2 separate regions of the Homo sapiens genome follow, and region 2 is linked to region 1. The links are chromatin loops, found by intact Hi-C in ENCODE. Cell type or tissue: GM12878. All regions are shown on one strand. Links, peaks and the distances in the headings refer to the core of each region. The heading gives the core; the rest is flanking DNA.

The links. A loop is a pair of places that touch in the nucleus more often than their neighbours do. Peaks named below come from ENCODE experiments on the same cell type or tissue, not always from the same donor. Only the 100,000 strongest peaks of a DNase experiment are listed, where the experiment ranks them.
Region 2: a loop joins it to region 1, with 11 times the contacts of the local background. A loop is called at or near these places in 35 of 110 quality-filtered maps.

What each region holds. Positions count from the first base shown.
Region 1 is chr10:48,214,471-48,217,385 of GRCh38, reverse strand. All of the region lies in intron 12 of FRMPD2 (FERM and PDZ domain containing 2), which reads left to right. Among named protein-coding and RNA genes, the nearest start is that of FRMPD2, 59 kb to the left of the region's middle. In GM12878, for the core only: a CTCF peak has its summit at 1,729 (motif pointing left); a DNase peak (open chromatin) is centred at 1,685.
Region 2 is chr10:48,288,576-48,291,490 of GRCh38, reverse strand. No RefSeq gene overlaps it. Among named protein-coding and RNA genes, the nearest start is that of FRMPD2, 15 kb to the right of the region's middle. In GM12878, for the core only: a CTCF peak has its summit at 1,663 (motif pointing right); a DNase peak (open chromatin) is centred at 1,652; H3K27ac peaks cover 233 bases.

The sequences.
Region 1 (2,915 bases), core at 292-2,791:
ACCCTGCTGGGTTTTTGTTCACAGCATTTGTCATCATGTGGGATGATGAATTCATTTTATTGGTCATTAGCATAGAAAACACCTGAGGGTAAGGGTGTTTTTGTCTGTTTGGTGTAGCCATTTATCCAGCACCAAAGCAGTACTTGAAGCGCAGGGAGTTTGTTCAAGAGCTGTGAATGAATGGAGTTGAAACTCCCGGACTGGAAGACACTACAGATAACAGTAATCCATCAGAACATCAGCAGCTGGCTTGTCAGGGGACTGTATAGTTCAATTCCCCTCTGTCCCCTCTCCTGGGACTACCCTGGTCCATGGATACTGGAACTTCACTTTCTGCCCCTGACACTGCCCCAGGGAGGCAGTGTCTCAGAGCTGGCCTGGCCCTCTTAACCTCCTCCCTGCCCTTTTGACAATCCCTGTCACTGCTTACCCTTGAACTCCTTCCTGCCCTCAGTACCCAGGCCTGGGGCCCTTTTCATGCCTAGGCCAGCTTCGGGTGGTGCTACATTGGGAAGTCCTGGGAGGAGGGTGCTCTAAGCCAGGAGTGTCCCAGTGAATCAGTTGACATTCTTGCTGTGGCCTCTGGTTCAGTAGCTATATGGCCTTGGCATGTTTTCTCTCTGAGCCTTGGCTTTTTCATCTGCAAAATGGAAAATAATCATCAATCTCTTGCAAAACTGCTGTAAGGGTGAAAGATGGCAATTCATGTGTGGTATCTAGCATGTGACAACTGCTGCTTGCAAGCTTTCCTTCTACCTCCTCCAGCATTATAGTGCTCTGATATAAAATGACACAACTGCTAACCTTCAGTCTGTAGATTCAGATACAGGATGTCAAACCTGAGTTTAACTCTAGCACTTAGAGTTGTTGGGGACAGCAGGCCAGATCCACTGGAGGCAGGTGGGAGTTTGAGTAATAGTCTCTTACTCAGACCTGGAGTCAGTCCAGCAGAGTCTCTTGCCCCAGGGTTCCAGGGGCCCAGACCTGTCTCTATGAGCCTATAATAGTCTAGGTTCTCTAGAGAAACAGAACTGATAAGATATCCATCTATTTATCATCTATCTATCTATCTATCTATCTATCTATCTATCTATCCATCATCTATGTATCTATCATCTGCCTATGTATCTGTCTATTATCTATCTGTCATCTATATGTCTTTCTGTCTGTCTATCTAGAGATGTATTAGAAGGCATTGGCTCATGTGGTTATGTAGGCTGAGAAGCCTCAAGCTGTGTAGTTAGCAGGCTGTAAACCCGGGAGGGCCAATGGTGCAGTTCCAGTCCAAGCCTGAATCCAAAGGCAAGAGAAGAACTGGCATGAAGAGAGTCAGGCAGAGAGGAGCTGCTTCTCTACAGGAGGGTCAGTCTTTTTGTTTAATTCAGTCCTTCAACAGATTGAATGAGGTACATTCACTTTAGGGAGGGCCATCTGCTTTACTCAGTCTATGGATTTAACTGTCAGTCATGTCCAAAAACACCCTCACAGTCACACCCAGAATATTTGACCAAATATCTGGGCACCCCATGGCCCAGTCAAGTTGACACATAAAATGGACCAGCACCAACACTCCATTATGGTGCTTTCCTGTGCCCGTCCAGTTTCTGACTGATCTCACCCTGCTTCTGGCTTAGTGTCATCTCATTCTCCTTCTGCTTCCCCATCCCCAGATCCTGCCAAGCCTTAACCTGTCTAGTGCCCTGAGGACATTTCTGAGGTGCTCTCTGCTGCCCCCATGTGGCCCCCAAAGGCAGACCTTTTTCCTTTCTCACGTATGTAAAGGCCAACAGGTTTACACAAACCCATTCATTTATACAACCACTTAGTCTTAATTTATGGGAGGCCTGCTCTGGGCTTGGCACCATTGAATTCTTAAATCAACCCGGAAAAGCCGGTGCTATTTACATTTGCCATTGAGAAAGTTGTGACTCTGTGAGGTTAGGTAAGCTAGAAAGAGCGCAACCAGGGCTCACTTCACATTGCTTTGCTATATGCCAGGTGCTGCAATGGACACTTCAAAGGTCATTGAGTGAGGCCTCAGAGAGGAGAGCCCCTCTCTGTGTCACTGAATGGGCAAGAGGAGAAGTCTGGCCTGTCCGCTGCCTGAGCCTCGGTGGCTGTGAAGCTGGGTGGGGGCCACCTGTTATATCTGGGAAGACTTAGTGTGGCCTCCTAAGGGGCTTATGTTTTGTTTGATAAATGGTTCTGGTGCTGAAAAAAAATAATTTGGAAACCACTGTTGTGAAAGATTGGGAGCCCCTGAAGAATTTTAAACAGGGAAGCAACATGATTACATTTGCATTTTAAAAAGGGAGACAAAGACAATTTAGTATAAAAATAAATCTCCTTAATCACATCATCACAGCAGAATAACTTTCCTCTGGGTGCATTCTCTCCCTGCCTTGATCACATGCGGGGGTTTTTACACAGTTGTGAACTTCACCACATTCAATTTGCATTCTTTCTCACTCAATGGTACATGTCCTCCGGTGGCCTTCCTAGTGATCCTCTGGATTGGCAGCCTGCCATGCCTTCCCAGTCTTCCTTCACTTCTTCATTCTTGTATTGTGGGGTATTCACCCAGTAGCACCATGTAAGTGATAACTACTATTATTATCATTTAAATTGCGTCTGATTTTTCTGTTTTATAAATGCCATAAAAATAAGTGTACTTGACCGCAGAGCTTTTTCAGTCCCATATGGACTTTTCTCTTGGATATATTCCTACCAGAAGGATCCTGGATCAAAGATCCTAAACACTTAAAAAAAGTTTTAATAGACTTTAATGTTTGGAGAATTTTTAGATTCACAGTAAATTTGAATTGAAAATACAGGGATTTTTCATATATCCCTTGCCCCTCTACATGCACAGCCTTCTCCTACAGACACCATAAAAATCCTGCACCAGAATGTAC
Region 2 (2,915 bases), core at 315-2,814, 74 kb before region 1:
GGAAGATGAGAGACACAAGGAGATAAAAAGACTTGACTGACAGTTGACACCAACTCTCAGACATGTAAGGGAGGCCACCTGGACCCTCAGGCCCTCATCAAACCATCAGACGATTCCTGGAACCACATGAGTCACCCGAGAGAAACCACCCAGCTAAGCTGACCCACAGGGTCATGAACAAATAAAGTGGTTGTTGTGTTAAGCCAACTAACTTTATAGCCATTTGTTTCCTGGTAATAGATAGATAACTGATACAAAGTCTATCCTCAATTGGCATTCACTGGGGCCAGGAAAAAAAGGAACAGACAGAGCGAGTTAGCAGGGTTCTGGATCAGGTGCCTGATGGGATGCTGGCTCTGAAGATGTCATGCAGCTAGCACTTCAAACCCACTTCAAGGAAGGAAAGCAATTGTGTGGGGATGGAGAACCTCTATTGCTCTGTGACACAATGGGTCCCAGTGAGGCTTGGCAGTGCTCTCCTGACTGGGCACAGCAGAGTGAAGGAGGGACTCCTTTCCAGCCTGAGGTAGTGCTTATAATCCTGAGAGGGCCAGAGCATCAGTGTCCAGAACCTCTCAGCAAAGGGCACAGTGTACAGGGATGGGAGGAATTTGTGTGGCCACCTTTTGCCATAAAGCTGTCACCATGTCCCCATTCAGGTGGCCCTTTAGAGGCAGGCAGATGTGACATGTGCAGTGTGTATGGCCCTCCAGCTATGGGAGTCATGATTGGGACTGATTTGCGGCTATGTGTGGACTTTATTTGGTGGTTCCAGAAATGTGTGGGAAACATCAGCTTTCATGGACCCAAGCAAGACGGGGCTTGTGTGTGAATGGACTTTGCACTCCTGACACTGAATCCAGTGGCAGGGGGTGGGCAGGAGGAGACAGAGGATGCTCGGGTGGCAGGTACTAACTGGCCATGTATGAGACCACACATCCGGAACTTCATGCCGTCCTCATATCGACGTTATGAGATAGGCATTATTATGACTCCAGTTCAGATGAGGAAACTGGTTTAGACAGGCTGTGTAATGTGCCCAAGGCCACCCAGCTCATTCGTCTGGAGGTGAAACTCCAATCTGGCTCGAACCACTATTACATACTGTCTTCCGAGGAGTGGGTTGTTTTCCTTTTTCATTTCTAAGAATGTTTGCCTCAATTAGGCAGTGTTGTTCACTGTAGTAGTCTGTCCTCACACTGCTGTAAAGAAATACCTGAGACTGGGTAGTTTATAAAGAAAAGAGGTTTAATTGGCTCACACAGGCTGTACAGGAAGCATGGCTGGGGAGGCCTCAGGAAACTTACAATCATGGCAGAAGGTGAAGGGGAAGCAGGCATGTCTTACATAACAGGGACAGGAGGAAAAGGGCAAAGGGGGAGGTGCTGCACATTTTTAAACAACTAGATCTCGTGAGAGCTCACTCACTATCATGCAAACAGCAAGGGAGAAATCTGCCCGGTGATCCAGTCACCTCCCACCAGGCCCCCTCCTCCAGCATTGGGGATTACAACTGGACATGAGATTTGGGCGGGGACACAAATCCAAACCATATCACTCACCAAGTAGTCCTCAAGGTCACTCTGACAGAAGGACTGCGGCTGAATTTCACATTTTAGGAGGTTGGGTGGAGTTCCAGTGGTGACCACGAGGTGGTGTGGTCACCAGAAGATGCAGCGGCGTCATGTCTGCATTGTGGGATAGGGGACTGCCTTGTCCCTGTTCTCGGAAGGCCTTTCTTCTCTGCAACTTGACAAAGGCAAAGAAAAGCATCCCAGACAATGCATACCACCCCATCTCTCATTATGGCCTGCTCCCCATGTTTGGCAGAGTCCTTTAACCCAGGGGAAGAAATCATATTGACAGAGAGGTCATGACCCAAGAGAATACAAAGGATTTCTAGACTTCTGCAAAGAAATGCTTTATTGGATAAGAATTTTTTTCTTTACAGGAAGTGGCCCATTGAAGTACAGACAGAGGGGCGGTGTTCAGACCATTCCAGTGCGGAGCTGCTGAAACATGGGCCTCCTTGGCCGTTCTTCCTCCCATACTCTGTAGAGTGTACCTGACACACAGCTGATTTCAGTAAATGTTTGGATAAGTGATAACATAGACTATAATGAAAACATCAATAGTGATAACAATGAACTCATATTGAACATGTAAAATATGCCATGGATGGCCATGTATTTGTTCATTTAATTCTCACAATCATTCCATGTTAACAAACAGGTTAAGTCACTTGCCCAGGGTCCCGTGAGTAGTGGGAGAGATGAATGACTGATTGAACGATGGGGATAAATGGCATTGTTGTTGTGTGCTTTCAGGTCCAGCCTCAGTTTGTGTAACAGAAGAGTTAGGGAGAAGGGAGGCCACCGCAGGAGCCGAGAGACATGGGGAGGCAGAGTTTCTCTGACAGGTGGGCAGGCGGAGGGTGGGAAGGAGCAAGGAGGGTGGGCAGGGTGGCTATGCGTGTGGCACTGCAGCAGGGCGAGGGGGCAGGGCACCGTGTTCTCACCTCATGACCCAACAGGAGCCCAGGCAGCACCGAGTGCATGTGAGACAAACCCATTGTGGGCCATTTATGGATTAAAGCCATCTTGTTGGTTAGGGCAAATACTTGAGTGAGAAATCACGGGAAGATCGCCAGCCTCAGCTGCTTTGCAACTGGACACATCCAGAGGCTCTCCTGCCCCCTGTGATGTGGAAGGAGCCAGGACAAAGGATGTGCCCTCCTTAAGGCCCCTTCTTCAATGGTAGATAAATCACCCAAGAATGGGCCCCTTTCCCAAACTTTGCACTTCCTTTTTCAGCTGGGTGCCGGAGAGATCATTCGTTTCTTCCTAGAACTTTGTCAGCAACTGGAATGTGTTGCCACGAGAAGAAAGGCCGTAGGTGCTCAGTGTCTACAAGCT